2 separate regions of the Homo sapiens genome follow, and region 1 is linked to region 2. The links are chromatin loops, found by intact Hi-C in ENCODE. Cell type or tissue: pancreas. All regions are shown on one strand. Links, peaks and the distances in the headings refer to the core of each region. The heading gives the core; the rest is flanking DNA.

Region 1 (5,370 bases), core at 174-5,173, 49 kb before region 2:
ACCTCGTTGGCTGTCACCCCCAGACCTTAGCTGGAGGATGGGAGAGAGGGGCTCTTTCACCCAGGCAAGCAGCTGCCCTGTCCAGCCTGGGTCAGCCAAGAGCTCAAAAGATCCCCCTGCAAACACTCCGGGAACCTGTGTTTGCAGGTTGCAATCAGAGCAGGCACTCTTGGGAACAGTTGATGGCTCTGCCTTCTGTCCTCCCCTCATGAGCTGAACACTGCAACTGAGGCCAGTTATGTAGGCAGCAAGGGGGAGGCCAAATTGCATTTGAGCAGGAAATAGCCGAAATGGATGCAGCGTGAACTGAAGTCCAGAGCTGACCAGTCCATCCAGGCTCCCTCCTGCTTTCGTCCCATGGCACGGGGTCCCGAAAGTCCTGGCTGCAATTTCCCCCAGAGTGGCTCTCTCTTTTCCTGTCTCCTCCCACCTCTCCAGCCCAGAGCTCTTGGCCTTCCTCCTGGGGGTTCCTGGAAGCTCATACTTCCCTCCAGACAGACCCTCTGCTCCTCAAAGCTGTGCCTTTCTGGGGTGTGGAGAGGTCCTATTTTCTTTTATTGCCACGCCGCTGCCTTGGCCCCGATGGTAGCATGCCATGGCCTGCTGCCAAATGAACAGCCCGTGTGGATTTTTAAAATAAGGAGACAAGTTCCATCACTATTCCCAAGAGTGCCTGCCCTGATTGCAACCCAAGATAGTTGCTTCTAGCAAGCTTGGAGCCAAGAGACCTAGGTTCAAACCCTGAACTCAGCACAAGTCCCTTTACCTCTCTGGGCCTGTTTCTTGCCTTTCGTGGATAACATAAAGGCACTGCTTAGCCATCAGGCACTGTGTCTGGCTGTAGCAACTATCATTATTGTCATCCTCCTCATGGGCTGTGACATGGGGAAAAAAAATCCTGGCTGCCACTGGAGTGTAGACGGTCCTGGGGTTGCCTCCTCAGAGGCCCTTCCCTGTGTCCTCCCAGGCACTGTCCCAGAGCCACCCTTCAGGAATCCAGGCCCACACCCAGCTCCAGCTGCCCGAGTGGCTCAGTCGCCCAGCGGCCTCTCTGCTGACTGAGGTGAGGTGTAGCCCGGCCAGAGGAAGCAGCTGCCTAGCCTGAGGAAGGTGCTGGGAGGGGCACAGAACTGTGTCTGAACCACGTGTGCTTCGTGCTCAGTGTCTGATGTGGGTGCAGAGGGCAGTAGGGGCAACACATTTCTATATGTTGGTGGCCAACCACCACCAATGTTCCCAGGGTAAAATGGGGGTTCTGTGGGCCAGGCTGCCAGGGAGCAGGCCCCCTAGAGGCCATAGTGGTTGGAGTCCCTGGAGGTCACCCCATGCCTCCACAGCTGGAGTGGCCCAGCTGACTGGGCCTCTCTCTGCAGCTGCTGCAGTTCGAGCCTACCCGGCGCCTGGGCATGGGAGAAGGTGGTGTCAGCAAACTCAAGTCCCATCCCTTTTTCAGTACCATCCAATGGAGCAAGCTGGTGGGGTAAGAGGGCAGAGCGGGTGACGGAAGCAGCTGGCCTGGTCTGGATCGCCTCTCCTCCTTGCCTGACACCCAACCCAGGGCTGGCCCTCTATCAGCGGGCTTTGGGCGAGGAATGGAGGGCACTGTCTGTCCTGCTGGGCTCCCACTGGGGCCTCAGAATTATGGCCACCACCCAGGAAGGGCCAGCTCCTGGAAAAGCTGGAGGTGGGGGCAGTCAAGGCTTGCCCTGCTAAGCAGCTTGAACCATCTACCCATCAGTCAACAGACCCGTTGAGCATGTGGACTCACCATGTTAAAGGTTGCCTTCTGTGGCACTGGCGCTGAGCTGTTGACCACCTGCTGCACCCTACTGTGAGGTTCTGTGACTCACTCACTGCCATGTTGTGCCCCACTCAGGACATCTCTGGAGACTCATCTCAGGACACTGATCCACTGGCTCAGTGGACCCAAACCAGACTGTCCTGGCTAGTCCTCTTAGTCACACAGCGAGTAGGCCTCTTCCACCAGAAGCTGTTCGTGCAGCTGGGGAGGCCCAGAAGCAGGGATGCCATCTGTTGTGCAGGGAGGGATGAGGTAGGGGACAGGATGACCCCCACCCCCACCCCCCCACCCCCGATTCCTGACCATGCCCCCTATCTTGTGATTTCAGACTTGGGAGAGCAAAAGGGAGGGGAAGAAAATAAGAGTAATGGGGGGAGGAAGGAATGCATGGGTCTGCCCCTTAGAGCAAGTCTGAAACCAGAATCAAGAGTCCTCCTCCCCAGTGGGCCTGTGTGGGGGAAGAGGGGCAGCCTGCCCCAGGGGTGCAAGAGGACAGCAATTCAGCTTCCAGGCCAAAGCAGTTTAGACAAGGTGTGCCCATCAGGACTCCCTCTCAGGCCCTGGCTGTTTACCATGTCACTGCCTACTGTGACTTCATGCCCTTTTGGGATAAGAAACCACAAAACGCATGGAACAACTATCCATGGCTCTTAGCCAGAAATGTCTTGCCTCTGGTCTCTGAAAAGCTGGGGTGAGTGGTTACCTCAAAGACAATTGCCTCCAGTTTGGGGGCTCCTCTCAGGGTTCACCCTGTCACCGGGGCGTGGGACCGACCTGGGAAATTTCCACTAGAGTTTTGCCCTCAGCTCCTCCCTGCCAGCATCCCAGTCACCACCAGGTGGCGCTTCTGACACGGTCCACGTGCCTGGCTCTGAAGGCCCAACTGTCAGACCAGACCCCTCACTCATGGTGGGGAGACTTGACTTCCTCGGGCTCTTCAGGAGACTGAGACAGAGAAGACAAGTGAAAGCGCAGCCTGTACATGACTCTCTGTGGTCCACGTCCTGCCTCTCCCTGGGGTTTACACGGCCCCAATAAAGCCTGCTCTGGCCTACGGTGTTCTCGCTTCTTCCATGCAATGACCACGGCTCATTGGGGCAGGTTGGAAGGCTCCCCTGTAGAAGCTCCAGAGTGAAGTCAAGAGCGAGCTTGGGGCTGCCAGGAAGTAGGACGCAGGGCTGGTGGTGAGCAGCATGCCATGTGGGCCTCAGGGGAAGGGGTGGGGTCGGGGAGGACCAGGTTCTGTGGGGAAGAGGATGAAGAAGCCTTGGAAGAGGCTCATGGTGCCTGGGGGAATACCAGTTTCATCCTCACAGTGACCCCTTGCAACAGACGGTAGCTCCTGAGAAAACTGAAGCTCAAAAAGGTTAAGGACACAACCTAGCCAGAGTTGCAAGTTAGTGTTCCTTCTGCTACTCTCCCTAAGTCAGGCTGGACCACTTCCAACCACCGCTTCATGAAGCACAAGTCCCTTCTGGAACTTCTGTGCTTCATCCACCCAAAGCTACACATCTGACACTTTGTTGGGCCCTGAGTTTAGAATACTGTGGGTCCCAGCTCTTACAGTCGACCTCCTTTCGATAAAATGGGGTAAATAATGCCTATTTTGCAGGTTTACCAGATAGATAAATTAAAGCTTCTAACACCAAATCCTGTTCTTCCTTTCATTCAACCTAATTTGTTTTTCTATCTACTAGAGCTCTAGTTCTACTCTCTGGGACCCACTTCCCTCCTGTGACAGACCTTCACAGAGGGATGGCCTCACTGCAAGAGCTCAGCAGACAGGGACTCTGGAAAAGACAAGGCTGTGTTTAAGCCTGGACTCCATCACACCTGCCACCTGCAGTCTAGGTTAGCTACCCACCCTGTACACTCACGCTCACTGACCACTGCTCCTAGGTCATCAACCCTCACCTGTTCATGTGTATTGACCTTGAGCATCTTGGTCCACAAGGCTATCAAATCCAAATGAAATGAGATGCCCCCACTCCTCCCAAATCCATCACTGAAATAATGTAAGCCCACACAAAAAATGCAAGTCTACTGGTGTTTTGAAAGGGCTTCACAAAGATGGTGACCCCAAATTCTCTATTCTAGAGTATGGCTTGACAGGCTCAAGGAAGGTGGGGCACTAAGAGACTATGATGCTTTATGGAAACAAAACAAAAAACATCCTAAGCCCCCCAACCATCTGTATGGACCCCTCGTCTCAGTCAAGGGTATTCCAAAGTTAACCTGAAACGCTAGTTCGGGCCATGGTGGGAAGAGGGAGCCAGCCATTCCTCATTATACTCCCCTCCCTTTTGGAATTACTGTTAAAACAGGCTCCTTAAGTCTGATGAGAAGCATTTACAATCTATTTTCTCTGAAGCCTGCTGGCTGGAGGCTTCATCTGCATAAAACCTTGGTCTCCACAACCCCTTACTGTAACCCAGACATTCCTTTCTATTGATTCCAGGTCTTTAGATAATAACTCTTTCAACCAATTGCCAATCAGAAAATCTTTGATTCTGCCTATGACAACATCCCCAGGTCTTGAGCTGTCCTGCCTCTCCAGACCAAACCACTGTACATCTTACATGTACTGACTGGTATCTTATGTCTCCCTAAAATGTATTAAATGTATAAAACTAAGTTGTAGCCAGACGACCCTGGACACATGTTCTCAGGATCTCCTAAGAGTTGTATCACAGGCCATCAGTCACTCACACTTGGCTCAGAATAAATCTCTTCAAATATTTTTACAGAGGTTGACTCTTTTTGGCAACACTTTCCCGGCTGGCAGTCAGGGTTCTACCTTCTGTCAAATTATGAGTGTTAAGTTCCACATAAGGGATTTCTGATTTCACAAAATAAGCAACAGGACCTTGAGTGGCTTTCAATAATTTCAGTGCAACAGTGCTGGGGACTTGTACCACCTCAGTAGCCAAAAGGAACAGATACAGGAACCCTGTTTGAGAATATCTGCCCTTTAATTTGCATTTAAAATCAGTTTCTTTAAATACTTTAGTTACAAGTTCTGAATAGTGAAGACAGAGTAGTAGATGCTGCAGGCACTCAGTATTGGCTCCCACCCCTTCCCCCCTCCCCCACCCCCAGGCCTCACTTCTTGGCTTAAGATACAAAAGGGCACTCTCTACTGGCCCTGGTGTCAAACGTCAGCAGCCTCAGGCCTGGATGCAGTTGGATACAAAGCCATGAATCCCAGTGGCTCCAAGGAATTCCAATGATTGTGCCCAGATCCACGGGCAACACACCTTAGAAATGACCTCATCCGTTTCACCACTAGGTACTAACACCCTCAGGGTGGTTTCCTACCCCAGTCCACGTCCTCCAGATCTGTGTCCTGCAGAGGAAGAGACAAGGCCCCGCTATAACGCAGGAAGGAACAAAAACTGCCTCCTCAGCCCAGGTGCTTACAGCAACTTAACTGAAAAGCTCAAGGCAATGTGAGTCAGTCTAGAGGAGACCTCCCTTCCCTAGTCTCTACCAGGCTCTGGCCCTTCCTCGGGACCACGCTTGGTCCCACTGCCATGATGTGCTAGAATCTGCTCTAAGAACAAGGTGCT
Region 2 (5,370 bases), core at 309-5,308:
TTGGTCTGGTTTCTTTTGGTTAAACAGATTCATCCTATGTGGAAGTCTTCACTGTCTTAAGCTACAGCTCTCGGATCTGAGATCCCAGGTTACTCTGTGTAATGCTTCTCACCCAGCCTAAGGACTGTCCCTAAAAATGCAAAGCGTATTTGTGTAAATCTTTTTTTCATTTCCGTCCTGCCCTAGTGCTAGGCAGTCACATCACAATTCTCCGACTCTTGTTAAAGGGGAAGGAATCTGTCTGTTCCCAGAGTGAGGTATAGTTTGGAATCTAATTTCCATATATGTGTATGGATTAAGGTTGACCGTTCACTCACTTACTCCTTCACACAACAAATATTTATTGAGCACCTGCTATGTTCCTAGCACTGGGCTAGGCACAAAGATGAAAAGATAAGGTCCTCACTCTCAAGGAGCTCACAGTCTAGACGAGACAAACATACAGTAAAAATTCCAATAAGGTCATCGCTGCAACAGTTTGTACAAAGAGTCTTCATAGCCCAGGGTAAGGAAGGCCTAATTTGGCAAGGAAGGGTTTAACAGAGGTGGGAGCTTCTGAGCTGAGACCTGAAAGATGAGGGATAGTTCTGCCAGGCAAATGGAGAGTGGGTACCACCCAACCATTCAAGCTTCTTGAGCAAGAGCAAAATATGAGCTGGTATTCAGCCTGCTTAGATGTTTGCTGGTTATAAAGGCAACACTGTGAAGGCAATGATAAGAGTGACAGCCAGAATGGGGACCACCTAGTTTACTCTTCTCGTTTTACAGCTGAGGAAACTGAGGCAGAGAGGGGAAGTAAATCTCTGCTTGGGGTTTTGAAATGGTTTATCTGGGATAGAATTGCCATCTCTTCCCATCCCACTTGGACACCACACACACACACACACACACACACACACACACACACACACACAATACACCAACCTGTATTTGACATCTAAGACACCACACACACACACACACACACACACACACACAAAATACACCAACCTGTATTTGACATCATCTATGCTACATAACTTTTCCACATCGAGATGATTTTTACATTCTGTGACTTAACTGTGCACATATGTCATCCAGCTTATTTGACCAGAGTTTCCAGAGACAGAAAAATGGAGCAAATACACAATTCCAATCAGAAAAACAAAATGAAATCAAATAGAAACCACAGGAACAAGGAATTCACTAGTTAATTGATAAACTGGCATTTTAAAGTGTTCATTTTCCTTGACACTGAGATAAATCCAGGAGGGTCTAAACCCTGGTCACTTGAAGAAGGCCAAACTAATGTTTTTCTTCACACGATATCCCAGCTCCAACCTCCTGAAGGTTTATTTTCCTGATGTTCAGGTAAAGTCACTCAACTAAATGGCAGCTTCTGCAGAACTCCCAAGAGGCAGTGTGTTTTGCCTGGTGTGAGGCAAGTCCTAGGTCATCATATGTGCACTTCAAGCTCCCCTTAGTGTTGCTGATGGAAGCAATGTCCAGTTCTGGGCTGAGACTCTACCCAAATAACCGTGAATAACTTTAGGCTAGAAAGGCTGGCTGTCTAAATTCTTAAGCTACTGAGCTGTAGATAATCCCCAAAACAGAAACACATGGGCAGGAAAAGTAGAGGGAAACAGAAACACTAGTTAGTGGCCTTTTTGGCTAGTTTTCTGCCTTGGCTGGGGACACTATGAAAAATAAAATATAGGCCAGGCACAGTGGCTCATGCCTCTAATCCCAGCACTTTGGGAGGCCGAGGTGGGCAGATGACCTGAGGTCAGGAGTTCGAGACCAGCCTGACCAACATGGTAAAACCCCATGTCTACTAAAAATACAAAAACTAGCTGGCGTGGTGGCGTGCGCCTGTAATCCCAGCTACTCGGAGGCTGAGGCAGGAGAATCACTTGAACCCAGGAGGTGGATGTTGCAGTGAACAGAGATCACGCCACTGCACTCCAGCCTGGGCGACAAAGCGAGACTACATCTCAAAAAAAAAAAAACACACAAAAACAAACAAACAAACAACAAAAAATATATATAGAGAGGGAGAGAGAGACAGAGTGTCAGACACTGTCAAATTTATGTTCAAATTGCTATAGTTCAAAACTGAGTGAAAGTACATACAGATGAAGTGTGACAATAAGGAAAATCAAACTAATTGTTGGGACCAGACCTCCCCTGTTCCCATAAAAGGTTTCTGAGGGCCTCTTTTACTTTGGGTGTTGGGTTAGGGGCTGTTAATACTTTTGGTCTACATCATTCAAGCTTTTCTTTCCCTCATATTCAGTTGGTTGGTTGATCCCTGAAGCAACCTCTGATTTTGATTTCAATTCATTCCACAATTCAAAGTTGCTAATAAACTGCTCCCTGACCTACATCTTGCCCTTCCCTTGGCCCTTTATCCAAGTGGAAGGCCCCAGGCCTGCCATGCAGTCCACCTGGGTGCAGCAAAATCTGGCACCACACTGGTCGTGACCCCTAAGTCCCACTCAAACACCACAAAAAGCTTTTCATGGGTAAAACAACCCCCATAAATCTAGCATATCAAAAAAAAGTTATGTTCTAATGGGCACTGTAGCTAATTTAGATTTTTCTGAGTATAACTAAATAGGCTTGGAAAATAGCGGTGGCTTCGCTTCTTTTTTTAAAGGAAGCCCCTGTTAATGCTGGTTAAAGCCGTATATGAACCCCTATACTGAGCTGGAAGCAGACAGTTCTAATTCTGAGCACCTCGTGGCAAATGTCTGACTGGATGGACCTCTTGTTTGTACAGTTCAACCGCTGCATTACCTCCCAGATGATCAAGTGGTTCAGCAACTTTCGTGAGTTTTATTACATCCAAATGGAAAAATCTGCCCGGCAAGCAATTTCAGATGGTGTCACAAATCCCAAAATGCTGGTGGTTCTCCGCAATTCAGAACTTTTTCAAGCTCTCAATATGCACTACAACAAGGGAAATGACTTTGAGGTAAGACCATGTACTGGGTTCCCATGAGATCTGATGAGTGTCTTCCCTATATGATTCGAGTTTTAGGAAAGATCCCTCTTCTGTGTCTCCTTAAGTTACTGAGAGCCAGGGCAGCCTGGGCCAATCTCTGTATCATCCACAAAGATTACAGCCTCAACATCTTCACTTGGGCAACAGGTGGAAGCAGCAAACTGAGTCAACAGCCAGTCTTCATTCTGAAGCTTAGTGAGAGGGCTGCCAGGTGTTACACCATCTTAGACTGAATACCCTGTCATTATCAAGTTACATAACTTCCTGACCTTTTTGCCTTAGTGCCAGGAGGCTCAGGACTGAATGCTGAGCTCAGTTGTGGCACCTAGTCTTGGCCTAGGTTTTCTCAACAATTTCTATGCTTTTCATGATTTGATTCTTATCTGTATTTTCCCTTGAAAATGTATCAGTGGGCCTTCCATAGCAAGTCACCTCAAATCCTTTCTGGAAATAACAATAAACAACACTCAAGCTCAGTCCCTCGGGGATCCCTATGAAGGCACACTGGTGGCACCTCAGAGGTAAAGCGTCAGTGAAAGGTGAGCCTAGGTGTCACTGGCGCACATTCCTAATCAAGAGATGCATGTTGCCTCATGCACAGCTGACAGCTGTTAGGCTGGCATCTGATTCTGCAGGTGCCGGGTATATCTGGTCACAGATTACACTTCCCTCTTCTTGACTTCTCCCTTGACTGTGATCACAAAGAGTGGTTTATTGATACCTCCAAAAAATACAAGAACTGTGGTCATCCACTGGTTGACTGGTGAGTCAGAGTATGTTTGGAAAGCTAAGACTACCTGTGGGGAAAATTGTCCATGTCTCCCTTTCTGAGGCTCAAGGGGTCACGGCCAGTATGGGACAGGCAGCACTGCTGCATCTTTCCACATAGGGTGGTCATTTGACCTGCAGTGGCAGCAAGCCCCAAGCCAAGCTGGGTCTGGAGCTTGGCAGTGGGGCAACCCATCATTCATGGTGCCAGTCTGGGTTAGGATTCTAGAACAGCACCCCCGTCAACCAGCTCTGAAAGCAGGAGTGTAAGCTCTTCAGACCCAGCCCTAAAAGGCAGTGGAATGAGGTATGACAGTCAGAAGCTTGGGGGCACTCCTTTCCACAGTTAGTACTAGGGAAAAGAATACCGAAGTCTCTTTGAGCCACAGATTTACTTTCAGTAAGATTTTCTGACCTGCTTAGTTAAAAAGTCGCCCATTAGCGAGATCAGCTCCTCCTACAAAGGAAGTGTCCTTAATTCACCTTCTCCCAGGGCTTTCTCACTGGAGCTGTCTTATCAAGGTTTGTGTCTGATGAGGAAGCAGAGGAGTCCTAGGGTTGCAGAATCAGGGGCCACTAGAGCAGGGATGCTCCTAGCCCACTACCCAAGAAACAGGCAGCACCCGCTAGTGAGGGCTCTGGCACCAGTGCTTCCCAACCTCACGTCTTTTCTTTCTTGTGGGTCTCTTTGGAAATGCAGGTTCCAGATTGCTTCTTGGAAATTGCCAGCTTGACGTTACAGGAGTTCTTCAGGGCTGTCTCCGCAGGGAGAGACTCAGATCCTTCCTGGAAGAAACCCATTTATAAAATTATTTCGAAACTGGACAGTGACATCCCAGAGATATTCAAATCTTCCAGCTATCCCCAGTAGCTGTTTCGGGGTTAAGATCCCACAACGTGAGGAGTGACTGGCTAGGGTTTCCTGGGTTTGTCTTAAAGGGCAATTTAGCTGTAGTCATATAAAAAGGGCACAAGGAAATCTCCTCTATCAAAACAGGTACTATTACCATTTTGATCATTTATTTCCCTTTCCAGAATCATCAGAAATTTAACTATAAAATGTACTAACTATATTGGTGTATTGGTAGTATATTGTAAAAGGAACACAAGTTTCCAATCAGAAGACTTGAAGCTCAACTCCATTGTTTCCAGGTGTTGTGACCCTGGGAACTTCCTGGTATCTCTGTATCTGTAAAATGAGGTTGTTAAGGATTAAAGGACAGTATGTCCTATGCAATGTCATTCACACACAAATGTCAGTTTTTTGAGCCCCTCTTTCAGATAAGGTTATCTTATTTGGGGTTTTTACAAATTGCTGTTTTTAGTCACCTAATTATAAAGCGCCATCTATTTGCTAGATACTTTCACATACTTTAAGCTTTTCACCCTGAAAAGTAGTTATTATCATCATTTAAAAGATGACCAAACAGAAGCTTTAGAACTGCAAGGTAACTCGCCAAAGCCTATGAGGCTAGGACATCTGGGTTGATAGGGACAGTCAGGAGCCTGGAGGAACCAAGACTTTCTGATGCCCAACTGCATGCTGGACCCATCTCCTGCAGCTAACTCAGGATCTCAAGCAGGACCCCACCCCTAGTAAGCATCCAGCGCTGACA

What was found. Peaks named below come from ENCODE experiments on the same cell type or tissue, not always from the same donor. Only the 100,000 strongest peaks of a DNase experiment are listed, where the experiment ranks them.
Region 1: a loop joins it to region 2, with 2.4 times the contacts of the local background. A loop is called at or near these places in 98 of 110 quality-filtered maps.

The regions. Positions count from the first base shown.
Region 1 is chr14:74,903,128-74,908,497 of GRCh38, reverse strand. It overlaps DLST (dihydrolipoamide S-succinyltransferase), which reads right to left. Exons shown (of 15, transcript NM_001933.5): 15 at 4,755-5,370. It overlaps RPS6KL1 (ribosomal protein S6 kinase like 1), which reads left to right. Exons shown (of 12, transcript NM_031464.5): 11 at 968-1,063; 12 at 1,374-4,547. The coding sequence ends at 1,484. Among named protein-coding and RNA genes, the nearest start is that of RPS6KL1, 17 kb to the left of the region's middle. In pancreas, for the core only: CTCF peaks have their summits at 2,429 and 2,629 (motif pointing right); DNase peaks (open chromatin) are centred at 1,040 and 2,627.
Region 2 is chr14:74,854,387-74,859,756 of GRCh38, reverse strand. It overlaps PROX2 (prospero homeobox 2), which reads left to right. Exons shown (of 6, transcript NM_001243007.2): 4 at 1,243-1,350; 5 at 2,762-2,956; 6 at 4,455-5,370. The coding sequence ends at 4,625. LOC124903348 (a long non-coding RNA gene) reads right to left here and starts at 1,251. Exons shown (of 2, transcript XR_007064269.1): 1 at 991-1,251; 2 at 322-924. RefSeq lists an enhancer at 3,877-5,076. In pancreas, for the core only: no CTCF peak of the experiment used is centred there; no DNase peak of the experiment used is centred there.